5 separate regions of the Mus musculus genome follow, and all the other regions are linked to region 1. The links are chromatin loops, found by intact Hi-C in ENCODE. Cell type or tissue: heart. All regions are shown on one strand.

Region 1 (5,000 bases):
CAGCAGGAGAGGCCAGAGCAACAGCAACCATTGTTCTGAGGAGCGAGATGGGAGGCTTGAAGGCTAGAACTCTAGAGAAGAGGCTGCTGAGCCAAGGGGTTACTTTATAGGTCTTGGGGTTTCTGTTCTGTAGAACACCGTGGCCGAAAGTCTGTCCATATCATGGCATCTTACCTGTCCATATCACTGTCTGTCCTTGAAGGAAGTCAGGGCAGGGGTGCGAGTCAGCTGATGCAGAGAGCATAGAGGAGAACTCCTCATGGCTTGCTAAACCTGCTCTCCTGTAGAGCCCAGGACTGCCAACTTAGGAGTGGAACAGCCCTCCCGGTCAGCCATCCATCAAGAAAGGGCACCAAAAGCTTGCCCACACGCCTGCCTACTGGGGACATTTCCTCAATTGAGGCTCCCTCTTCCAAAAATGACTCCAGTTTGCGTCAAGTTGGTATAAGACCAGCCATCCCGTTTGGGGAAGGGTGTCTGTCCCTTAGGCACCCACAGACCATCCCAGCACTCTGGATGGCCAGGCCCATGAAAACACACATTTAAAGACACAGGCCTGATGGTTGTCTGTGGTCTGAGATGCAGTTTTCTGTCTTTATAGAAGGAGCCAACACAGGCTCTCCTCCCAGTCCTGGCCTGATGGTGGGTCTTGGATAGCTGGGATGCTGTTACCTGGCAACCCCACATCCCAGGCACCTGGGCCTGATGCTGTCCTCAGAGCCCCAGCAGAAGTGAGGAAAGACAGCCATGTTCCAGCGCCTTTATCTGTGCTCTGTGACTAGCACCTCAGATAGAAGATATGCCCTAAAGAGAACATCAATTTTATTACTTATGGATTTCCTTTTGTGTTCTGGGTTTTGTTTTTTTGTTTTTTGTTTGTTTTTTTTTTTTTTTGGTTTTTGTTTTTTGTTGTTGGTTTTTTTTTGTTTTTTTGTTTTTTGTTTTTTTTGAGATAAGGGTTTCTCTGTGTGGCCCTGGCTGTTCTGAAACTTGCTCTACAGACCAGGCTGGCCTCAAACTCACAGAGATCTGACTGCCTGTGCCTCCCACCACATTCAACTTCAAATTTCCAAAATATCAGAGGCTCTCTACAAAGTAGATCTGCAATTAGACCCACATCTAAGGGCTGTGGTGTAGGTGCCACCCAGTCCGTGGCACTCTTTAGTAGAAGCTGCCCTCGGACCTCACACTCCAGAGTCCCCTTTCCTGTGACTGGGAGAAAGGTGTCCCAATAACTTGAAGCACCCTTTGGAGCTTGGTGCAGCTTCCTAGGAAATGCTCCAGCCCTTCCCACCGGAAGTCATCTCCCCAAGTCTGGCTAAAGTCATACCATACTTGGCTTAACATCTGGAGACCAGTCCCATGTAGTGATGGTGCTGGGCTGCCCCATGGAGAGAGGGCCAGGTGCCCAGCACTGCCAGGACCGTGTGCCAGTTTGGAAGAGATCCCAGGCCAAGCGGAAGAGCCCCGAGGAGCCACTGAGGCAGCTGTATAAAAAACGACTTATGGTCTTAAGCCACTAAACTTGGGGGCAAATGTTTGCTTCCTTGGTGATGAATCCTATAGTCTCACCTCTCAGACGGTTATGGGCACACATAAATCAGGTGTTCTTCTGAAGAATGGCAAGTCACAGGGTATAGGAAGAGGGTGCACCGTAAAACCCCCCACCCCCATTACAATTGCGATTGAGGCTCCTCAGGCAGCTGAGTCCCAGAAGCCGAGCCAAGTTGCTCTTTACCCCCCCAGTGAGCAGGATCAAGCCAGGGGCGTTTGGCAGAAGAGAAAACCTACCCTCCCCTGTGCAGCAACGTCAGTCTTCCTACAGCAGAAGAAACATGGACTTGGTCTGTGGCATGGGCATGGGGGTCACCCAGGGTACTGGGCCTGTCCTGCATCCTTTGGTTCAAGCCTCTCACCTCTAGGCTTTGGACGCTGTCCTTCGGTGCTCCTGTGGCGGCCATGCTGGAGGTCCCAAGGACACTGGAGGTCTCCCCCATCCTTACCATGCTGCCAAACCCCAGAGAGTCTGGGTCACCCCAGGACCGCCACAGAGATGTTCAGACAAGCAGATTTAAGTAAGGAGCTGCACTTCTGCTCTCTTGCAGGAACAGGGCTGTCTCCTGTGAATGGAGCCCTTTCTTTTTCAGGGTCATAGATCTCGAGGGTTGAAATGGGAGCTGACGTGTGTCTGTGTGGAGTGGATGGATGCGCCACACTTTGGTGGTTGGAAGCCATAAGCACCGGCCTGGAGGTCTAACATGGCTCCCACCTGCAGGTCCAACAAACCCACCAGAAGGAGCAGCTTTCCAAAGAAGGGTCTCAGGCCAGAACTGGCTGAAGTCCTGGAGCCTGGCCCTGTTGAGTGGAAAAAACTGTTCCCTGGGGGAACACTGACCTGCCACAAGCAGGGGCCTTCAGGCCAACTGGAAGCCGTAGCGGCTTGTCAGAACACAGAGAACATTCAGTGGTTGAAGAATTCCAAGTCGGAGCCACACTCCGCCCGAAGGGTGGGCTGGGTTTGCAGTGTCTTCTAGCTGTGTGACCTCAGGCAACGGCTCACCCTCTCTGTGCCTGAGTTCTTTCTTAACGCTTTTGAGACTTGCAGTAGACTTCTTAGGTCACCCACCATGCACCAGAGGAGGGGAGCAAAGTTAGGAGGAGGTGGAGCAAGGAACTCCACCCAGTGGACCAACTGGAGCCCTGAACCAGCACATCTGTTACCTGCTTCTCTAGGGGCCACAGGGTCTCCATGTGCAGGGTCCACGGGCCACAAAGTCGCCTGGGGTTGGGCTGGAAGTGACTTCAACCTTCCACTTTTCTGAAGCCCTATCGTTCGTGCGACTAGGAAAAGACAATTAATTCAATTTCCCCTAAACTCTCCCAAACCAAGGGCCTTCTATAGGGTCCGCTCATCTGGGCACATATGCCTGCCGCTTTCCGGAGTTCTAACATGAACTGTAAGAAACGGACAGCAGGCGGCGCTGTCTCCTCGTGAGAGAGAGCTAGGGACAAACTCCCAGGGTAGTCTCGGAGCTTCTCAGGCAGTTTCCGAGGTTCCCTCTCCTTTTCAAGGGTTGCCTGACCTTGAGCTCTCTCCCTGTATTGACACCGCAACTAAGTATGGCCTGTTGCTACCCCCACACACACACACCCGCCCTCTGCCTACCTGTTGCCCTGCCCTCCCTCCCGTGTAGCCGGAAGGTCACACTCAGGTCCATCTGTCTGACCCAGCCCCACTACTGGAGCGAATGCTGGGGTCCAGTGAGAGCCCAGGCCTGTCAGCTCCCCCCACCCCACCCCACCCCCGTCACAGAAACCCAGAGACATCATGTGCCCGTCTAGAACTTGCTTTCCAGGACACATTCCCAAAGACAGTCGAGTTGTCCTTTTACAGGGACATCTAAGAACCTGGCATTCTTCCACATGGTCGTGACCTGGGACAGTCAGGGAACATGGGGTCCCTGCCTCCCCGGTGTGATGTCAGTAGTTTTAATAAGATGCTCAGAGAGGTTTAGCATATGGTCCCTCCCCAGGCCAGTCCTGTGTCACCACAAGGCCACTGAACAACAGAACTATGCTAGAGCAATGCGGGCTGGGTCCCAGCTGTACTGTCTGCCCTAGCCAGGCAAACAGACCACTGAAATGGCCCTGCCGGCACTATGGCTGAGTTTAGAAGGGCTAACTCCTTGCTCAGTTCAGACTGCTACACCCCATTGTCTCTCGGGTGACCCAAGCCCAGTGACATCCCTTCAGGGGATCCATGTGAGCCTTCCAGGTACTAGAAACAGCGGCAGGACCCCGCATCTGGTCTCAACAAAGCACGCACAGTCCCACCTTGGTAAGCCAACCCTTCCATCATGCTTTGCTCAAAGTGGGCGTCTTCTATATGGCCAGCCAGGTAACTGTGGACAGCAACTGGCAATGGCAGGGCTGTGCCCACCTGTCCCCTATGGAGGAGTCCAATGGCAGGCATCCACGGGTGCTCCCTGTGGGTGGATTGGGCATCTGTAGCCATTACCTGTTGGATCATATTCCTCTCTGGGCTGTCAAAGCAGGCCAGAAAGTATCACAGGCTTGGGAGCAGAGATCTATGGTACATGGCACCCTAAGAGTGAGACCCTGGTTACAATACCCATGGAAGAAAGTGGGGGGCGGGGGGGAGGAGTGGGCGGGAAGTCAGGAAATACAAGCTGGAAATAAAACTCATTGTTAAAGCTCCAGGGAGCCACCATCTTTCTCTTCGGTAGCTCAGAGTCCAGTGACTGGTACTGCAGACCCCCGTCCCCGCCCCTGGGAGGGTGCTTGCAGGAAAGAAGACCCCCTCCTCTCCTTAAGGCGAGCCCACATCTGAGAAACAGAATCAGGCAGCCACACCCTACTGCCATTCACAGCTTCTCCGGTCCTGTGTCAACTTTTGCTTGACATTTATTTCCACTGTACCAAATGGCTGGAGGAAGAAAGGGAGCCGGCAGAGAGCCCTGGGGGGGAAATAGGAATGGCAGTCTCTGTGACTCTGGGAAGTCAGAGTCCTCTGGCTGGGAGCTGTAGCCCTTCCTGGCTCAGTGGGAAAGCGGAGCTGGGACTCCCTCAACATTTCCCTTCTGCTGACAATGGGTTATCAAGATTGAAACAGGTCAAGGCTTTGGGCTCAGAAAGCCCAGGGCCTGAGCCCCAGGCCTTTATTTTACCCCTGTCCTCTCTGAGTTTGGCTTTCGTGCCTGCGGTGGGGGGAGGGGAGAGTGAAAGGGGTTGTTGTGAGGGTGGGCTTTGGTGTCCCCTGTGGAGAGGGCTGGGCTGCTGGGATAAGAATGTTTCCAGAATGCTGCCTGTTACCCTGGTCATCCAGTTTTTCCCAAGCTGCCACTGAAGGCAGAACAGGCAGGAGAGGGCAGCAGAGGCCAGACCAAGCCACCTCAGCAGGGTCTCCAGGAGTTGATCCAAGGAAGACCTCTCACTTCAGCCCTTACCGCAACTCCTGTCAAGCTGTGGGGAGGACCTGC
Region 2 (5,000 bases), 120 kb after region 1:
AAGCCACCCTCAAGGTAAAGCAGGGTGAAATGGGGCGATCCAGCTCAGGGATGGAGACTGAGTTGACAGAGGGAGGGGCTGGTGGGTGTGAACACGTTTGTGTTTCATGACCTCAGCATCTCTTAAGTGCTTGTCTTCCTCACACAGGAGGCAGAGCAAGGAGGAAGAGGCCAGGGAGAGAGGGAGGGGGCACCAGCCTTATTCTTTAATGTATTGATTATTATGTCAAATACAATACGCCACAGCTCAGTGCTCACACGGAGGGCGGAGGACAGCTTTGGGGGCGGGGTTAATCCTCTCCTTCCACTTGTATGTGGGTTCCAGGGACCAAACTGAACCAACAGCTTGCTGGGCACAGGCTCCCAGATCCACCTCTGCGCTGAGTGAGAGGACAGGACCTTGCCTTTGGTGGGGACATCTTTGCCAGCAAGTGGGCTCCGCTTGTCCCCAAGCCTGACCACTGGACCTGTTCAATTCCTGAGGCCATGGTAAAAGGAGAAAATGGACTCTATGATTGTCCTCTGACCTGCATACATGCGCCAGGTCATGTTCGTGCTCTTATCCACAAGTCCCTCCAAATAAAACAAACAAACAACAACAAGACCCCCTCCCCCCACCCCACCCCGTGAAAAGCTGAGGGAGACAGTCTTGCTTTTCTGTTTCGATGATTTTAAAGTCGCGTGGCTTCTGTGGCCAAATCCGGGGGGGGGGTGGGGGGGTGGGGCTGGCAGCTAGGGACACACAGTTCCCTCGCTCTGGGTCTCCTGGTTCTCTGGGCTTTCCCTCTGACCAGGACCACATCGCTGCCTGGATTCAGGGCTGCCCTGTCCCCTCAGCCCCGCTGCTTGCATCCCCGCAGCCATCTGGCAGAGTAAGGCAGCCCGATCTTATCTCCTCCTTCGCTGGCAGGCCCAGCTCCACAAAAATAACTTTATCTGGAAATAAAATAAGGCAGCGAGTGTCCTGGCCGTCCTGTGCCCCGAGGGGGGTCTCACTCCTGAGACTGCGCCTGCGTCCTCTCCGGAATGGCCATGGAGTGGATGAAGTCACCGGTACTTGGGGGCTTTGGAACCTCCCGGGGCATTGGACGCTGAGACACCAGGTCCACTCATCTCTTTCTGTATTTGGATGGCGGATGGCTCTGGTCCCCGCACCCCACCCTTCCCGGGGCAGGAAAAGGGCATGCCCCTGTAGCGGCCCCGGCTGCATTTGCGTCACCCAGGAATGTTCTTTTTCTGGCTCGCGCTCTGGCATCGGCGGCGGCCGAGAGGCTCCAGGAAAATCGTAAACCGTGCTGAATGGCACCGTGGTAACAGTCGGTCCCCACGGAGCACGCTTGTGAGTTGTCTTATGTCAGGATGAACTTGGCCAGGACGCAGAGGCCACCAGCTGTGTGTGCACGTTAGCTTTCTGGTTGAGCAAATCTGGAACAAGTGTCCTCTCGGTCCTCCTCGGGAGGGTCATCTCGGGCCGCCCCTCTCAGAACTGCCCACGAGCCCAGCCAGAACCTTTCTTCCCAGGCTCACTGTGGGGGCTGGGTGCGTCACACACAGGAAACACTCGTGAACATGAATCCAGCCTCAGCTCTGCCACAGAAGAGCTGTGTGACCTTGCGTGACTCACTTCACCTCTCTCAGCTCCAGTCCCCGAGATTCAGCATTCCTGTCTGTAAAATGGGGGGATGGGGTGGGGTTAGCTGCTCCCTTTGTCTCCCTTTGTCAATCAACTATTTGAAGCAGTTTCAACTACAGACTGTCAGCGGAGGACACAATCCTCCTCAAGTCATCTCTCTGCCCCTCCCGAACACACCACCACATGTGAAGATGAGTCTTTAAACTGGCAGTTTGCCAAGGCTAGCCCCTGCTACATACTGACAGGTTCCTAATTGAATCTAGTATCCCCAGCAATGTCTATCAGTTGTCAATCACTTATCTTTTTAGCAGAAGTGGTGTGCCCCAGTTCACACCACTTCCCTGCTATGTGGGGCTACCTGTATTTATTAATATTAAATTAACTTTCCCCCTGGGCTAGGGATGTAGCTCAGTTGGCAGAGTTCTTGCTCAGAGTGCAGGAAGCCCCAAGGTTCACACTATTATCATATAAACTGGGTGTGGTGCCACACCTAGGAAACACCAGCACTCAACATGCAGAACCAGGAAGATTAGAAGTTCAAAGCCATTCTTGGATGAACAGGCATTCAAGGCCAGCCTGGGCTACATGAGACCATAGTCTGCCTCAAGAAACTCTTTAGTAAAAATGGTGCTCTTGGTATTCACAGAGAAAGTACACTGGCACCTGCCCATCTCTGCCCTCATTATCTCTCTCAGTGTTGTGGTGACAGGCAAGCCCAGCCATCCTTCTGTTCTTGAGCCCTGGCCATAGAGGAGTGCATGCCACAAGAGCCAGGGGTGCTGCTGCTTTCTTCCCCCTCCGTTCTTAGTTTTCTTTTTGAGTTGTGTGGTGTGTGTGTGAGGGTGTGTGGTGTATGTGTAGTGTGTGTGTGTGTGTGTGTACATGTGTATATTTGTGTGGAGGCCAGAAGAGGGTGTCAGGTGCCTTGAAGCTGGAGTTACTGGTGGCTGTGTGCTGCCTCACTGTGTGTGCTGGGAACTGAAACCTGGTCCTCTGCAAAGAGTAGCGCATGCTCTTAACCACTGAGCTATCTGGCCAGCTCTCACCTCTCTGAGTGGTGGTGGTGTGGGATTTCTTTCCATAGTTTCTATGTTAAATCTCGGGATCCTGTGGTTCCAAGATTCCCAGAGGTCTGAGGACTCCTTCCTGCCAGAACCAACCAAGGGATTTTTAAACACACATGACCTTCCCAGGCTGGTCCTGAGGGGCTCTCTGGGTCTGCAAAACACAAGGTTTTCTTGTGTCTCAGATGAAACCCAAGGGTTTGCTGACCTACCTGGAGCTCACCTTATGCAGAGATGGGGGCTCCTCTGCGCCCCCTGGTGGTGAGATGTGCATGCCTGTGGCTGCAGCTGTGGGCCTGAAGGGAAGGAACTTCCTGCTGAGGTCTGGGGCTGGTCAGGGTGTACCATCCACCCCAGAGTCAGGAGCAGCTGACCCTGCGGTTTACGGCCCTGTGCACCAGCTCTCTCTGTCTCATCTGTGTCCCGGAGGCATCTCATCTAGTATTATGACCGAGAAGCCTGTGCCTGGGGCAGGACCCCAGGAAGCGGCTTCTTGGAGAAAGAGCTTGAAGTCTCCACTGCCCAAGTCCCCCAACCTTGCCCCTGCTCAGAGGTTCTTGGCAGCACAGGGGTTTGTTCACACATGGCAAGTGGGGAGGGCCTGGTGGGGAGGGGGGAGCCTTAGGGCAGTTCTTGTGTGTCATACCCAGAGTGCAGAGGGAGGAGGTGTTCCTGGTGTGAGGTGTTCCTGGTGTGAGGTGACCTAGATCTGCCAGCTTGTCCAGGAATCACACTTTACCCCATGAAGGGTGGGAAGAGATCAGAGAATGACACAAGGAGAAAAGAAGAGTGAGAGACAACTGGGGAAGTTTAGTCACATTGGGTGCAGCATGTGCAAAGGTCCTGTGGCAGAAGGACCTCAAGTTTGCAGCTAAAGCAGAGGCTGCCAATATGGGGCCAGGACTGCAGGGATTGAGTCAATGGGGGGCTGGGGTGGCATCTGTGAGCCCTGTATCACTGAAGGAAGGTCAGGGTTTGGCATCGTCCAGTCTGTTTTACTTTCCTATGTGTAATGCCTACCCATGATTGAGAAAGAGTAAGTCCCTGCCCCACTCCCCGCTAAACCGACCAGTTTCCTTCCCGCTTCACCTCCTCCCCACAGTGCTATACCTCTATCAGTCTGGGTACCTTCCTGCCTGTTGGTTCCAGGAATTTTCCTCACTGGGCAGGTCGTGAATGAACACACTCTCATCTCCTCCCCATCCAGAAAGCCCCAGACTAGAGAGAGCATCCAGCAGCAGCCTAACAAGGGGGCATGCTGGAAACGGCACTTGCTGTATACGTAGGAGTGCCACTTTCCCAGGAGGCCAGAGAGGAAAGAGATACCCACGTGGCATTCAGTGTCTGCAGCTATGCTTGGCCAGGTGAAGAAGCTCAGGGCCTATGCTCTTTCCGGGCTGTCTTCAGAGGTGCTAGGCTCAGAGGTGGGTAGGTGGGTGAGTGGGTTGGTGATACATGAGTGGAGTGATAAGGGAAAGTATGTGTGTATGCATGCATGCATGCATGCATGAATGAATGGAGAGATGAGTGGGAGGGCCGAGGGGTAGACAGGTGAGTCCCATTCCAGGCACCATCCTGAGGTGGCAGTACATTGTGACTTCCATTGTGGCTGCCAGAGAGAAGTTTCCTGGCACTGAGCTGCTCCTCGTGAGGAGGGGAACAGTGTCCAGTGTCCCCTCACTTCTGACCCTGTGCTCTCCTAGGCTTGCTGGCAGGCTGGCATTCACTCACAGAGAGACCCCTAGGTTCCAGGGCCTCCAGGACTGCACTGTCAAGAGAAACAGCTCCAGAGTCTCTGGAACCTGGGAGAGAAGAGCGATGCCATGTGGCCATCGCAGCAGGGACAGCCAGAGTTGTGGGGATTCAGTAGGAAGAGAAAGAAATGCACTTCCCGCCTGCCAGGTGCTGCCTTACCCCTCCTGATTTGAGGGGAAGCTCCCCAAAGCCTGGGGTTGCCCCAACAGGGCCAGACCATTCACAAAGCTTGGAGCTTCTAACACCAGGGTACCCTGCAGTCTGGAGCAGCTGAGCCCACAGGAGGAGGAAGCACACAGGGGAGGTGAGAGAGGAGAAGGGAGAGCCAGCCAGAGATGTGTAGAGGCTTTGCTCAGACCAGAGGCTTATGGGAAGCTGAGAGTGTTTTTAAACCTCAGGTCTAGGGGATGCTTGCTGTGGTCCCCAAGGTCCTGCACATTGGAAGGGATAAACCTTTGTCTTGGGGACATCAGAGTCGGAAACATGACAGGAAAGGACATTCCCCAGGAGAGCGTCTATTCATGTCCATCGGAAACCACCACCGCCAGC
Region 3 (5,000 bases), 420 kb after region 1:
GAGCCACTGGAGACCCAGGCCTAGCACGGAGTCCTTGCACCCCCTGCTGTTCACTCGGGATGTGACCGCCAGTTTCCCATATGTCAGTGATTTTTTTCCTGTGACTGAGAAATTATGGCACATGCCTTTAATCCCAGCACTTGGGAGGCAGAGGCAGGTGGATTTCTGAGTTCGAGGCCAGCCTGATCTACAAAGTGAGTTCCAGGACAGCCAGGGCTATACAGAGAAACCCTGTCTCGGAGGAAAAAAAAAAAAAAAAGCAAGCTTAAGAAAGAGTTGATTTGGGCTCATAATTCACGGCAGGGAAGCCATCCTTGAGCAAGAGGCAGTTGGCCACGCAGCATCCGAGGTCAGGAACAAATGGTGAGTGTCGGCACTCAGTTCACTGTCTTCCCTTAACTCAGTCCAGGGCCCCAGCCTAGGAAATGGTGCCGCCCACTTTTAAGATAAGGCTTCGCACCCAGTTAACCCTGTCAAGACGATCCCTCATGGGTGTGCTCGGAGGCTTTCTCCTAGATGGCTCTGGATAGCGTAGAGCTAGTCATATAACCATCATAGGCTATGCATAGACACTAGATTACAGCTACTTGCTAGGTGGTGACAAACTCTGCACCCCTGCCCTTCCAGCCTGTCCAAAGGCTGGGGCTCCCCATTAGGTAGGGTGGTGACCCCCAACTTGCCTAATTTCCAGGAAAACCAACAGGCTTATTAATGTCAGTTTGCCCCCTTGGACCCTGTTCAGCACCTCAGGGATGGAGGGGCCACACCTATGTGAGGCCAGTTTCCCAGGGGAGTCCTAGAAGTGAGTGTGCAGTGACTCAGGTCACTGGGGAAACCTGACAGTCCACAGCACCAGACTATCCACCTTTGAGCTCTTATCACTGGTTGCCAGGTAGTCCTACTACCACCTGCACCGTGACAGCAGTGCAAACTCCAGATGTCCTGAGAGTCCTGTGTCCCGTTCCTAAGGAGGCTCTAGTGACCATGAAAACTGTTCCACCAGGAACCACAGGAATTCAGGGGCCTGCCGGGCATCCTGTGTGAGCATGTTACAGGTTTGCTGAGCCTATTCTACCAGTATTGCCTCGGGACCCCATGGGTGTCAGCAAACGTCATGCAGCACTCAGAGCTGAGTTGTCACAAGGATGGTCGAAACTCACGGTTAAATGACCACACTGTGGAACTTCACTGCAAAAACTGGGAAAGCTTAGGGAAACCTCACTGCCTTGGATTTTTACCCTCTGTTCAAAATCCTCCATTTTGGAAAGCGCAAGCAGCCAGCGACCAGTGGATTGCCACCATACCAAGCGACTATCAATCATTGGATGATTTTTCTTTTCTTTTCTTCCCTTTTTTTTTTTTTTTTAATGTATGTGAATACACTGTCACTCTCTTCAGACACACCAGAAGAGGGCATTAGATCCCATTACAGATGGTTGTGAGCCACCATGTGGTTGCTGGGAATTGAACTCAGTACCTCTGGAAGAGCAGTCAGTGTTCTTAACCGCTGAGCCATCTCTGCAGCCCAACCATCGGATTCTTAAAGGAACAGTTTCCTCAAGGATGAGAATACCTGCTTTCTATGCTCATCCCCAAGTCTCACCTCGTCCATGCCTAGATCAACCTGGCACAGGTGTTTTCCGAAAGGAGTGGAACCCAGAATATCCCTCCCAAAGCAAGATGCTGCCCACAGCCTGCACTAGCTCAGCGGGCAGCTGAGGGAGACCCTGAGGTATTTAGGTCTGGCTGATTTCAGTGCTGACTTCATAGGGGAAGGGAAGCAAAAGAACAAAAAGATGAAGTAATTTTAGAAGCCCCCTCGAGGTGGGCCCACCCATAGGGTTTGGATGTTTTCCCTTACTAAGCACTTATGAAGTACCTATGTCCCAGGCAGTGTCCCAGGTGCTCCAACAAGACCAACATGGGAGGCTCCCACGTCGTTGAGTCTGAGTTGACTCCCACATCAGTCAGTCTTGGCTCAGATTTCGGATGCTCCAACTCTACACGGTTTGCTTAGATCTCCGAGCGCCCCCTGCTGTCCAGAGCTGAGAATACAGTGCATGGAAACAGCTGTGGTGGGTGCCAAACTCAGGAGACAGGGGCCAGTGAAGAGGCCCGGGAGCAGAAGACAACCCTTTGAAAAGGTATCTTTAGGCCCTTTTCTTGGCCAGAGCTGTGTGTCTCGGGAATGACAAAGGACGTAAGCATGGACCGGCGAGGTGGTTCCTCAGGAAAGTCTCCCATTGCAGAGCCTGAACGGCCTGAGTTGGACCCCCTGTGTAGTAGAGAACTGATACCCACAGGTTGCCTTCTGACCGCTGCACACTCAACATAGCACCCACGTACCCACCCACATATACAAAGTACATACTAAACGAATAATGCTCTCGATGTAACAGGATCTCTCTGGATGTAGTCCTGAAACTATGTAAACCAGGCTGCCCTCAAAAACCTGGCTCTCTTGGGTACTGGGATTAAAAGCAGGAACCACTACACTGCTAAAGATGGTTTAGGGTTGGATGTGGTGGCACATGCCTTTGATCCCAAAACTCAGGAGGTAGAGGCAGGTGGATCTCTATGAGTTCAAGGCCAACCTGGTCTACAAAAATGACACCTGAGAAACCCTTGTCTCAGGAAACACAAACCAAAAACACAAGATTTCTTTTTAATGCTGTGTTTATGGGGGGCATGATTCTGGCAGCGCAAGTGCCGGCAGAGCCCAGAAGAGAGCATCAGGTCCCCTGGAGCTAGAGTTACACAGGCAATTTGGAGCCATCTGACGTGGGTGCTGGGGACCAGACTCAGGTCCTCTGGAAAAGCAGAACATGTTGCTAACCACGGATTCATTTCCCCAGCTCTGAAATCACTCTTCTTTAAAGAACAAGCACAAAGCCTGGAGATGGAGCTCAGTAACCCAATGCTTGCCTGCGCGTGTATGAGAGGCCCCAGGTTCAAGCCCTGTACTGCTCCAGAAGGGGTAGGGACATTTGCGCTTGTTGAGACCCTTCCCTTTGGAGAAGACTTTATGCCATGGTGTGGGCCCCAAGACTCCTCCACCCCAGTCCTGGGGAAGCTTCAGAGGAGGTCCAAGGTGACTTCCCACCAGCCCAGGCCTAATGGAGTGCGACCCCTGCCAGTGCTCAGCAGTGGCCGCTTCTCAGATGCCAGCGGCGGCAATGTAAGTGGTGCCCAGTCGGAAAGCAAAGAATATAAAAGTGCAAGGTGACCAGAAACAAGGTGACCAGAAAGAAAGGTGCCGCACCTGGGTGCACAGGAATGAGCAGAGAAGCGGCAGGTGCACAGCCAAAGGCCCACCACTGGCCGACGGAGAAACAGCATTCTGCGCATGCGGACTAGACATGCTGCCATAAAAACAGTGCAGTAGAGCTGGGCGTGGTGGTGCATGCCGGGATGCTAACACTTGGGGTGCTAATATCAGAGGGTTGTCATGAGTCCCAGGGAAGCATAAACTATCTTGGAAAAAAAAAAGGACATTTCCTAGCATTCTGCAGGATGGTTTGGCTCTGATTTAGGTCCACAGCAAAGGGAAGTTCCATGTCTTTCAGTGGCTCTGACAGGAGCTGCAAACCTAGGGAAGGATGTGAGAAATCTTCACGACGGAGCTGTGCTCCCAGGCAGAAGGTCCGAGCTGACTCGGGGGGGGGGGGGGGGACCTGAGTTCCTGAGAGACGTGACACTTCAACCCTCTGACTTAAGTCCTCCATTGAAAACAACAGCCATCACTGTGACCTGAATTTATGTAACAACAACAACAAAAGAGAGAGAGAGAGAGAATGGAACCAAAAAACTAGTATCAAGTATACAAGTTTCGGGGCTGGTGAAATGGCTCAGTGGGTAAGAGCACCCGACTGCTCTTCCGAAGGTCCGAAGTTCAAATCCCAGCAACCACATGGTGGCTCACAACCATCTGTAATATGACCTGACGCCCGTCTGAAGACAGCTACAGTGTACTTACATATAATAAATAAAAAAAAAAAAAAAAAAAAGTATACAAGTTTCAATGAAAACCCATGACCGGTCTCCTCCACAAACCACTAATCCTACAATAAGGCTCCCAGTAAAAACCTGGAAGCCAGGCATGGTGGCACATGCCTTTGACACCAGAAAGGTGGAGGCAGGGGAGAGCTCTGTGAGTTCAAGGCCAGCCTGGTGTACAGAGCTAGTTCCAGGACAACCAGGACTACATAGAGAAACCCTGTAGCAAACAAAACAAAACAAAAAAAAAGAACGATTATATGTTTGTCCCAACAACTAAGGACATTAATACGCTCCCAGGAGAAAAAAGAAAAAGAAAAGTGGATGTCAACTCAAACCCTGTGTCAACGAGAATGACTCATCACAGGCTAGGATTGCTGAACCCCAATTAAAACCATGTTGAATATGAAAATCTCAAAAAAAACAAATAAAAACAGATTTTTCTAGATTATGGAGAAACCACAGCGGGACCATGGCTCCTGCTCGGCTTGCTGTAGCCATGCAGAGAGCCCAGGCCCTGCTTGACTTCTTGGACCACCGTGTCACAGCTACGCTTCGCTAGGCCCCCCTCTTGCATGAGCACCGTCCAAGCTCAAGGATCTCTTCCCTTCCAGACAGGGTCTCTGGTGCTTACATGGGACAAGGTAGTAGGCTGAATCTTCCAAGTCCTCATCAGGGGCCAGGCCGGCACTCACAGAGCCACTGCTCTGCAGGCTGCAGCTCTGCTGCTGCCAGCTTGTGGCAGAAGTTGGAACATGAGGCATGCTGGGCAGTCATCCCTTTACCGGCCACATCCCAGCTTTCTCACTGCAATTTGGTTGTCAGGGTCTACGTAGCCCTGGTTGGCCTAGAACACTCTGTCAGCCGGACTGTCCCCAAACTTACTGTCATCACTCTGGCTTTGCTTCTGCCTTCTAAGTGCTGGTGTGGAGACAGTGTCACCATGCCTGGCCAGCTGTTAGAGCCTGGCCTGCTCTGCACAGCCCCAAAGTTACCTCTATTCA
Region 4 (5,000 bases), 270 kb after region 1:
CCTCACAGGGAGCAGAGGCTACAGCCGCCTCCCCAGGTGTTTGGAGGTATCTTGAAGGGCGGAAGAGGTGTCTTAGTGGTTAGAGCACCGGCTGCTCTTCCAGGGGACTTGGGTTCAAGTCACATCATCTCATAGAGGCCCATGAGCATCTGTAATTCCAGTATCAGGGGATCTGATGCCCCTTTCTGTCCTCCAAGTGTACTAGGCACACTCGCAGTGCTCAGACATACATGGAGGTAAAATTTAACAATAACCTCCTTGAGATTACTCGCTGGGCCATGCTGCCCCCTTTAAGGTGATTTGATATTGATGAGTCACGTGTTGCAAAGAAATAACCAAGTTTTTATTTGTGGGTGTGACTTCTAATAACAACTTTTAAAACATACTTATTTTTATATGTATGTTTCTATGTGTGTGGATGCCGCACATGGGTGTAGTACCCACAGAGGCCAGAAGAGGGCGTTGGATCTCTGGGAATTGAAATTACTAATGATTGTGAACTGCTTGAAGTGGGTGCCGGGAACCAAACACTGGTTCTTTAGAAGACAGCAACCAAGTCATCTCTCCAGCCCCAAATGACAGGGCGCATGCATGCACAGGCACAGGCACAAAACTAACCAATTACATGCATATCAAATCGCCACGCTAGGGGGCAGCATTTTCTGGAAAAGTCATGTTTTAAGCCCTACCAGCATGGCGTATTACTTTCCCCTCCCCCCACCCCCAGTCATAGCATTCCCTTTCTTTCACGGTGGCTGGGGTGCTTGGTGGTGAAATGTTTATGTATTGGGGAGTCTGTATCTTGCTTTGCTTCTGTGGCGGGAAAAAGTCTCTAGTAAATGAGTTGGATTGCTTTCTAACCCACTGTTGTTTGTTTTAAAATCCAAGCTGTGGCTTTTAAGTGAATTATCTCTAAAAAGTGTAAAAGCATTTTTTCATTACAGACAAGTTGCTAATGAGCTAAATGAGAAGAGGAGGGGAGCGCGCAACTGCGCAGTTCTCCTGTGGAGCAGGGGCTCTACCCCTGAGCCACACCCCCACACCTCAATGGAGGACGGTAGGCAGGAACCCCACCCCTTGGGCCCCAATACTTCACTAAGAGATTCTAGGCAAGGTCTCCACCCCTAGGCCACGCCCCAGTACCTCACTGGGGCACTCTAGGCAGGAGCTCCATCCCTGAGCCACTCCCCCAACACCTCATTGGGGGACACTAAGCAAGATCCCCACCCGCTGGGCCATTCCCCCAATACCTCACTGAGAGATCCTATACAGGGTCTCTACTCCTGAGTCACACCCCCAAAAAAATCACTGGAGGGGCCTATGCAGGGGCTCATCCCTAAGCCACACCCCCAACACCTCATGGGGAACACTAGGCAGGAACACCCCTCCCCCCAACACCTCACTGAGAGATCCTAGGCAGGGCTTCCAACCCTGAGTCACGCCCCCCAAAACTCACTGGGGGACCTGAGGCAGGGCATTTCTCCCACTAAGCCATGGTTCTAGCCCCCATGTGGGGCATTCTAAGCCTGGGCTCTATCATGAGCAAAACCCCAAGCCCTCAATGAAGCAGCTTTTTTTTTAAAGGAAACAAAACAAGCTCACTCACTGGGGTGCATACTTGACAGTGGTTTCCTGTCCTGTGAGTTTCACCCTATAACACCACAGACCCCAGTTTGTTTATCCCTCTGTGGTCCCACGTGCCCTCATGATCCCTGGAACTTTCACAGGACCCTAAAGACTAAACTCCAGGAGATACTGGAAGCTGTGGGTAGACACCAAGCCCCACCCCCACCCCGCCTCCTTTGAAGCCCACCTTCCTGGAGCCCTTTGGGCTGGGAAGTGGCTCAGGGAGTAGTAGTCATGGGAGTCTGACATCCTGAGTTCAGTCCCCACCACCCACATGGAAAGCTGGGAGCATGAAAGGCACCTGCAGTGTTGGGGAAGCAGAGGTCAGAGGGTCCCTGTGTCTCAAAACATGAGCTGGGGACATGGCTCAGCCATTAGAAACACTGGCTGCTCTTCCTGAGGACCTGGGTTCAGTTCCCAGCACCCACAGCAGGCAGCTCCGGATATCCAGCCCCAGGGCATCTTCTGGGCTCTTCAGGCAACTGTAATTGGCCACACATCCATACACATGTAATTTAAAATGTTTAAAATAAAACGTTTAATAAACAAAATAAGTCAGAAAGCAATAGAGGAAGATAGGTGATGGGACCTTGGTCTCTGCATAAGACACACACACGCATGCACACACATGAACACATGCACACACACATACACACATGTACATGCATACACACATGCACACATGCATACACACATGAACACATGTACACGAACACATGTACACATGCATGCACACACATGCATGCATGCATACATACATGTACACACATACACGCACAAACACATGTACACGTGCATGCACACATGCATACATACACATACACACATAAACATACACACATGCATACACACACACATGAACACATGCACATACACACATGCATACATGTACACATACGCACACACATGATCACACAGATTTGTGCACACACATGAAATCATGGCTGCAGCTCTTCCAGGCCCACTCCTCATCCCTGGTGATTCATCAGCACTTATGGGAATCTTCCCAAGACTGCGTCATCCCCAGCACCAGCCAACAGCCTCCCCTCTCCACTGCCTTGTGCTGAAAGGAATGTCAAGATGAGTTAATCCAGCCCCACATGGAACAGAAGAATAAGCAGACCAGAGAGGTTAAGTGACTTGTTCGTGGCCGCACAGCTAATTAGAACCAGATAAGTCCCACCTCTGAAGCTTCTTCTGCCCTCTCCGGAACGACTCCCAGGCTCACTGTGACATCTCAGAGGCTCTGTGGCTATGACACCGGCAGACAGGCTGAATGGTGACAGGCTGTAACAGTTACAGAATTCAGGCTTCTGGGATCTTCAGACTCTAGTGTCCATCCCTAGGCTAGCCACAGCTTAAGCTGTGTGTGTGTGTGTGTGTGTGTGTGTGTGTGTGTGTGTGTGTGTGTGTGAGTGAACTGGTCGAAGATAAAAAGGAACACTGGTGCCCTCTGCTGGACAGACAATGGCATGGAAACTTGACAGTTTAGACTGTCCCCATCTCTCACATGGGACATTCATTACCTCTGTTCCCCCACCCTTACCACCACCCCACCCCATCCCAAAGGGAGCTCCTGCTCAGAACCCGGAAGTGTGTTCATTCTCCCTTTCTTTGAGACAGGGTCTCACTCTGTAGCCTAGTTTGACTCTAAACTCACAGCAATCCTCCTGCCTCAGCTTTCTGAGTGAATCATTACATGCAAGCATCCTGCTCAGTACAGAAATGCTTTTCGAGGTGTGATGTTAGCTGGGTTGGGGACACATGCCTGTGATTCCAGCACTTGAAACACTGAGGCAGGAGGATACCAGTTCCAGGACACCCTGAGCTAGAGTCCAACGTGTCTTATCCATCCATCCTCCTACCTGCCCACACCACGTGTGTCCTGGGTTCCTGCTCTCTACTGAGTACTGTCCTGGGCATGCAAATGCTGCAAGAGCGGTGTGAGGAAGTTCTGCTCTGTGCGGGGATTTGTCTGGACCATGGCAAATCAGCAAACTACCAAACAAGTAAACTCTGTGACAGGGAATCGCGGTGTCAGAGGGAGGTGGCCCTCTGTGGGACAGGCAGAGGGAAGCATGCTCCCAGCAGAGGGGACATCCCACTCAAAGGCCAGCGTGGGGGCTGTGGCAAGTGACTGGAGATGAAGCCAGAGGACCTTGGTCAGGGATTAGGGGACAGAAGGAAACCAGTGGAGGCATGAGGGGACAGACCAGGTGGTATCCAAGCCAACATTCATCTCAAGGCTCTGCATTGCCGTAGCCCAACCCCTACCTCCCCTGGCCCACAGCCTCTAGCTAGCCCCACATGGCTGGGAGCACCATCTCAGAAGGGGGTCCTCTGGCCCAGCCTCAGCCCTGTGGAGCAGAGCCCAGCTGCCCCCTTCAGCCCACCCAGAGTGCGGCAGATTGAGAATTAACCTAAGCCACAGACTTTGGGGGTGCTGTGTGTCACGGATTCCAGGCACCAGTTCACAGTTACCCTCAAGCCTCCATCCCAGTGCCGACCACAGCGGCTCCCGACTCTGGGGCCAGGCTAAGGTTTCTGGGGTTCCCTGTTTCCTGAGCATCTCCCTCCAGTCTCTAGAAAATTGAAGCCAGAGAGAAAAGAAGCTTCCAGAAGGTTCTAGCACTCCGGGGTTAAAACTGATTGATGTTACATCTTGGAGCTTCACCTATTTTTACCTGCCTCTCCTGAGTGTGCTGTGTCTTGCACCCTAGCAACCCCTGTCTCTCCTTCTGCCTTGACTCCAGTGGGCTGGTCTGGCTGTGTGGGCAAAGAGGTCTCAGGGTCCAAGGCCACCAGCTGCCCTGCAGCTTCCTCTCAGGAAGGGGCCTGCCTTTGCTGTGTAGGTCACAATGACAATAGAGGCCAGCTGACTTCTGCCCCCAGGGTCAGAGGCCAGCAACAGACACCAGGGCCAGGCAGCCCCTGGCAGGCTGGTGCTGGCTCAGCACAGTGGTCTCTATGGGGGGCCCAGGAGGTCAGGCCCAGCTCCTGACTATGACATGACCTTTCCCTTGGATTTCTGCCTCTTGGTGATATCAGCATGGGGGAGGGGAGGTGTTGTTACAGAGGCAGAGAGAGCCCCAGGCCACTGGAAGGGGACTCAGGCTTAGCATTCCAGTAGGGAACTCTACAGGGCTCCTGAGCTTACTGCAGGGAGACCTCCACCTGGAAGCCCCTCTGGGAGTCACCTGTGACCCAGGGCAAGGCAGCTCAGGTCTGGGGTCTACCTTACCCTATCCAGGCCTGTTGAACAGGTTCTAGAAAATCACAGCCTCCCCTCAGCATCCACAGGGACTGGGCCCAGCTACCATAGGTGAAATGGAATCTAAGAGTCTACCCCAGGTCCTCCGCACTCACACAGTATG
Region 5 (5,000 bases), 200 kb after region 1:
AGAGAGCTATGAGGTGCTTCGTCCAGTGGGCGGCGCACCCGTGCTCACTCATCTCGGGGGACTCAGAGGTCCTCGATCTGCAGCATCTTGGTGGCATGGTTCGGGTTTCCTCACCCAAATCCTGTGGCCCCAGCTTTTTCCTTCTCCTGGCTGCATTGCTTTCCGCATCCCACAACTCTCTCAGCCCATCCCCCACTAAACTCTCAATATTGGAGCCCAATCTGTGCTGAGTGATAACCTCGCGGGCCTCTAAGGGAAAGTACACCACCACCGGTTGAACCCTCGGAAAAAGGGGGGTGGGGGTCCATCGTATTCAGAATTTCTTCCGCGTGACTGTGAATGTTAAGCTAGATTCACGGGAGAACTCTCTAGGGTTCTCAGTGAGGGTGAACTGGAAGACAGCAGCCACTAAAATCTTACAGGGATGTATTCGAGAAAGAGACCAGAAGGAGAGAGGGAGGATGCTGGGTAAAAAAAGCTGTTTGGATCTTATTAGCCTCAGCTGCTATTGGAATATGTCCCCAAAGTCCTAGAAAGGGAAGATGCTAAAGGTGGACAGGCAGATGCCAGGCAGAATGTGCCTAAGTGTGTGTATTCCCATGTGTGTGCACACATACGCATGTACACGCTCAAGTGCATATGTGTGTGTGAATGTTCTCATATGTGTGTACATGCATGCATGTGTGCAAATGTTCTCATATTTATGTGTGTATGTGTGTTTGTACAAGTGTTCTCATATTTATGTGTGTGCATGTTTGTATATTCTCATATTTATGTGTATGCATGTGTGTGTGTGTATGTGCATGTGCATGTGTGCATCTGGATTTTTACTCACAGTATCTAGCAGAGAGTAAACACTAAAGACACACAATGTATAACCTCTGTATAGATTGCGCCAGGACCCTGTGATTAGTGGGGGCTCCTGGCACTTCCTGGGCACGGGAAGATCACGGAGTGGCAACCAGGCTGGCAGTTTCCCGACCCCATCGCTGTGCCTACTGTGTCATTTGCGGGTATTTACAGAGGCAGCAGCTCAGCTGCATCTTCTCTGACTTAACACATTTGCAGCAAAGGGTTGTAAACCTTCCAGTGAAACCTGCCCACGAGCTGCCTTCCTTGGAAGCCATCAGGCTCTTGGGACATTGAGGCAAATCCTCAGCCTGCCTTGTGAGGGGTGACAGTTGGCAAAGCTACAAAGAACCAGTCTGAGTTATTGGGGGGGGGGTGCTGCGCACGTGTGTACTGAGAGTGTGTGGGCGCGTGTTGTGTGTATGTGTGTTGAAATTACTAACTTCCCCAGGCTAACGTGATATGCAGAGCTGGCCTGCCCACCGCCGTGGGTGGTCCTCCTTGGGCCCTCTGGAGGGGGATCGGATGGAGCGGGACATGAGTTTAGCAACATTTCCAATGGGGTAATGACAGCAGTAATAATGGCTGTCCCGCTTGGGAAGAGGAAATCAAAAAAGCCTACACGGGACAAAAATAAACAAGCGCGTAACGTCGGCCCAGGAGGCTGGCCAGTTCTGAACTTGGAGGACATCAAAGCAGGATTGGTTATCGGGCATCCCAGGCTCCAGGCTCCACTGAGCCCTGGCTCTCACTTTTATCAGCCTTGTGGATGTGGCCAGAGTCTCACAGCTGCACAGCTGTGGCTGCCCCACAGAATCCTGTTTCTGGGGAGGCTCAGACTGCAGCAGATTGATGGAGAAAGACCTTAAGATGACCCAGAGTATCACGGGGACAACAGAAATACCTACATTTAGATTCTAAATTCTGAACCACAGAAAGCAGGCTGAGGTCAGAAAGCATCCAGGATGGAGCCTCGCCACTGAAAGGAGCATGCCTCCTCCAGCAGCTTGTCCTGGCAGGGGCTGGGTGACCCTGAGCCAGTGGCCTCCCCTCCTGCTCAGATGGGGTGAATTATACCCAGCGTTCAGGCAGCCCGTGTGTTGTGTGTGCCCAGCTTCTGCCATGCCCAGACATGGCATGGAGTTTCAGTAATAAGGTGTTGATGAAATCTGTCCCCCAGATGGGCCCAGAGAGTTGGCTCAGCCGTGGGAGTTACAGGCTGCATAGGAAATGGACATCCCTGGAAATCCTCATGCTAAGCAGAGTGAGCAGACTCAGGAAGGAGACATGATTTTTTTTTCTCACACACAAAATCTAGATCTGAATGTGCAGGACATGGGATTAGGAGGGCCATTCGAGGAGAGGAGAGAGGCAGGGGAGGGAAAGAAAGGCCAACACCTGAGCCTGGAGAGATGGCTCAGTGGTTAAGGACATTGCCACCTCTGCTGTTCCCACTATCCCCAGGGTGGCTTACAGCAGCCAGTAACTCCAGCTCCGAGGATGGGAGGGTCTGGTGCCCTCTTCTGGTTGTCTTGAGTACTGCACCCAGGTCACGCACAGCAGAACAAGTAGACAGTCTTGCAAGATCAGCAAATAATGCTTAATTCCTCTCATGTATTGTTTAAGATGGATGGGTGGGTGGACGAATGGATGGATGGTCAGATGCACAGACAGACAGACAGACAGATAGATATTGTAGGGTAAGGAGACTTGGGGAGAAGAAAGAGTAAGAGAGGGTTGGGGTGACTGGCATCCATGTATAGAAATGTTATAACAAATTAACTCTTTTGTATACTAGAAAAATTAACAAATGTTTCAGCAAGGCAGGACGATGTAGCATGGGACTGAGGTTTGTTGCTGTGGTGACGGGCTGTTTTGATTGTGACTGTTGTTGGTACAGAAGTCTACACATGTCATAAGTGGTTAAAAAAAAACCCGCAGATGTTGGGGGCTGTTTGTGTGCTGTCTCAAGGTTAATTAAGTACTATCATGTAAAACTCGGGTTTGAGGCCATCATGGAAAGTGATGGGCACATCACATCCCTCAGTTCCTTCTCACAGCCATAGATACATGAAAGGAAGACCGACCAACAGGACTCCACCCCACTGGGCTCAGGTCCTGATGGGATCTAAGGGAGGGCATTTCCAGGGAGATTTAACTGAGTGAGCAACAGTCACTCCCACTGTGGGTGGCACCATTCCCTAGGCTGGGATGCTGGACTGAATAAAAAAAAAAAAAAAAAGGAGGAAGTGAGCTGAGCGCCAGCGATCATCTCTCTGCTTCCTGACTGTGAATGCCACGTGACTAGCCACCTTATGCTCCTGACACCATGCCCACAGCATCATGATGGACTGTACCCTTGACCTGCAAGCCAATTAAACCCTTCCTTCCTTAAATGTTTTTGTCGGGCTTTGGTCACAGCAACAAGAAAGTATAACACAGGTGCCATTAGCCCGCTTCACAGATGAGGAAACTGAGGCTACCCAGAAATCAAGGGACGAGTCCAAGATAACACAGTCAGCAAGTAGCACCCCAAGGTCTCAGAATGCAGACTAGTCCATTCCAAAGAAAGCCAGAATCCCACAGTGAACATCCGTATGGGAGCGGGGTGAGGCAGGTAGGTGTCTTGGATACAATGGTGGATGTGAACTTCCTGCGCCCTCTCTCCACACACTGGTGTCAGGGCTCTTTGACCAAAGGCACAGGCTCTTGACCTCCTCCCTTTGAGCTAGCTGCCAACCTGGTGGGATTTCTCCGTCCAGGCTCAGCTGTGCGGGGTGCACAGACAAGCCTCTGGTGCACCCGCTCCACCGCAGACTAGCTGTGCAGGTCTGGGCCTCCCAGGGAACCCGATGCAGCTGGCAGGGGTCCTCATATCCAGGGGCGAGGGATTGAGTCTCAGCTTCCCACCCCGGCTGTTTCCCAGACCCCTAATGACACAGTCTACTGACACCTGGACGGTGAAATCCGAGTGACTCGTGAGCACGTGAGGAACCAGCCTGGGAGCCCTGCAGTGGTGGCTCACTCCTTTAATCCCAGCACTTGGGAGGCAGAGGCAGGCAGATTTCAGAGTTCTAGGCCAGCCTGGTCTACAGAGTGAGTTACAGGACAGCCAGGGCTACACAGAGAAACCCTGTCTCGAAGAAAACAAAAAAACAAAAAAGGAACCAGCCTCGCCATCTTGTGTCACCTTCACCTGCCCCGAGCCTTGGGTTTGCATCTGTAAACTAGGGAGAGCCGCTGGGAGGACTGACAGTTGAATACCATCAACGCGCCTGCGCACCACAGGCCTGTCCACTCCCTGCTCCATCACTGGATAATACTGCGCTCATCACTGTCTTCGTGAAGGGAAGGATTCAATGGAGAGTCAGGAAGACGTGGGCGCCTTAAGCAGAAGCTTAGGCAGCAAAGCAGAGACTGGAGCAGGCTGACCAGAGGGCGGAAGCAGCCAGGGGGTCCTGCCTGTGGATCTTCATAAATATTTATGAGGTGTTTGGCATATTAATACGATGACCCTCCCTCTCTCTCCATCTTTCTCCATCTTCCTCTTCCTCCCCGAAATCGTGGTGGATGGGGTTTCCATTGTAGGGTTTTTCTTCGCGAGATCCTCTAAGGAAGCCCACAGAGGAGAGAGGGAGGTCAGAGCCACAGTGAGGACGCAGCTGTCTTGTCAATCCCTCCACGTGCAGTGACTGGGACAGTGCGTGGGGCCGTTTCTGACAGAGAAACTACCTTTCTGCAGCTTTGATAACAGCTGTCTACAAAGTGGCTTTTTAACCATCCTGGGACGCTGTGGCGTCCTTGGCTTGCTGCCTGAGCAGGAGACACAGTTGCTTAGGTTGGTTGCAATCCCTCTGCCTCCTCACAGATGCCTCCCTGTCCACCTTCCGGAGACCATGCACCACTATATGCAGAGCCCCTGCGTCGTGCCCGGAAGCGGACGTGACCTGAGAAGAGCAGGCTCTGAGTTCATTTGCATCCTGGCTTCGTGCTGGCGCAGCCAGGGCTTCCTTTGAGCAGCAGGAACTGGAAGAGCCTTAAACTTGTTTCACGTCGATTGAGTGATTGATTGCTGGATATGTGGTGTACTTGCAGGAGGGACAGGACAGCTAACAGGGAATCGTTTCTCTCCTTCCACCACGTGGGTACTG

The links. A loop is a pair of places that touch in the nucleus more often than their neighbours do. Peaks named below come from ENCODE experiments on the same cell type or tissue, not always from the same donor. Only the 100,000 strongest peaks of a DNase experiment are listed, where the experiment ranks them.
Region 2: it touches region 1 in a loop (9-fold over the local background); 18 of 42 quality-filtered maps call a loop at or near these places.
Region 3: a loop joins it to region 1, with 5 times the contacts of the local background. A loop is called at or near these places in 30 of 42 quality-filtered maps.
Region 4: it touches region 1 in a loop (8-fold over the local background); 34 of 42 quality-filtered maps call a loop at or near these places.
Region 5: a loop joins it to region 1, with 6 times the contacts of the local background. A loop is called at or near these places in 22 of 42 quality-filtered maps.

What each region holds. Positions count from the first base shown.
Region 1 is chr8:121,090,848-121,095,847 of GRCm38, reverse strand. It overlaps a transcript of Mthfsd not described here. Among named protein-coding and RNA genes, the nearest start is that of Foxf1, 9.0 kb to the right of the region's middle. In heart, CTCF peaks have their summits at 2,959 (motif pointing right) and 4,887 (motif pointing right); a DNase peak (open chromatin) is centred at 2,987; H3K4me3 peaks cover 337 bases; H3K27ac peaks cover 267 bases; H3K27me3 peaks cover 4,324 bases.
Region 2 is chr8:120,968,508-120,973,507 of GRCm38, reverse strand. No RefSeq gene overlaps it. Among named protein-coding and RNA genes, the nearest start is that of Gm33579, 53 kb to the left of the region's middle. In heart, a CTCF peak has its summit at 2,958 (motif pointing left); DNase peaks (open chromatin) are centred at 1,217 and 3,017; H3K4me3 peaks cover 1,324 bases; H3K27ac peaks cover 1,203 bases; H3K27me3 peaks cover 2,526 bases.
Region 3 is chr8:120,675,649-120,680,648 of GRCm38, reverse strand. No RefSeq gene overlaps it. Among named protein-coding and RNA genes, the nearest start is that of Cox4i1, 9.9 kb to the right of the region's middle. In heart, CTCF peaks have their summits at 30 (motif pointing left), 2,034 (motif pointing left) and 4,744; a DNase peak (open chromatin) is centred at 2,038; H3K27me3 peaks cover 948 bases.
Region 4 is chr8:120,819,651-120,824,650 of GRCm38, reverse strand. No RefSeq gene overlaps it. Among named protein-coding and RNA genes, the nearest start is that of Gm33199, 35 kb to the right of the region's middle. In heart, CTCF peaks have their summits at 452 (motif pointing right), 2,906 and 3,109 (motif pointing left); a DNase peak (open chromatin) is centred at 3,120; H3K27ac peaks cover 274 bases; H3K27me3 peaks cover 2,815 bases.
Region 5 is chr8:120,895,590-120,900,589 of GRCm38, reverse strand. No RefSeq gene overlaps it. Among named protein-coding and RNA genes, the nearest start is that of Gm26878, 18 kb to the right of the region's middle. In heart, a CTCF peak has its summit at 2,383 (motif pointing left); a DNase peak (open chromatin) is centred at 2,349; H3K4me3 peaks cover 861 bases; H3K27ac peaks cover 1,471 bases; H3K27me3 peaks cover 3,828 bases.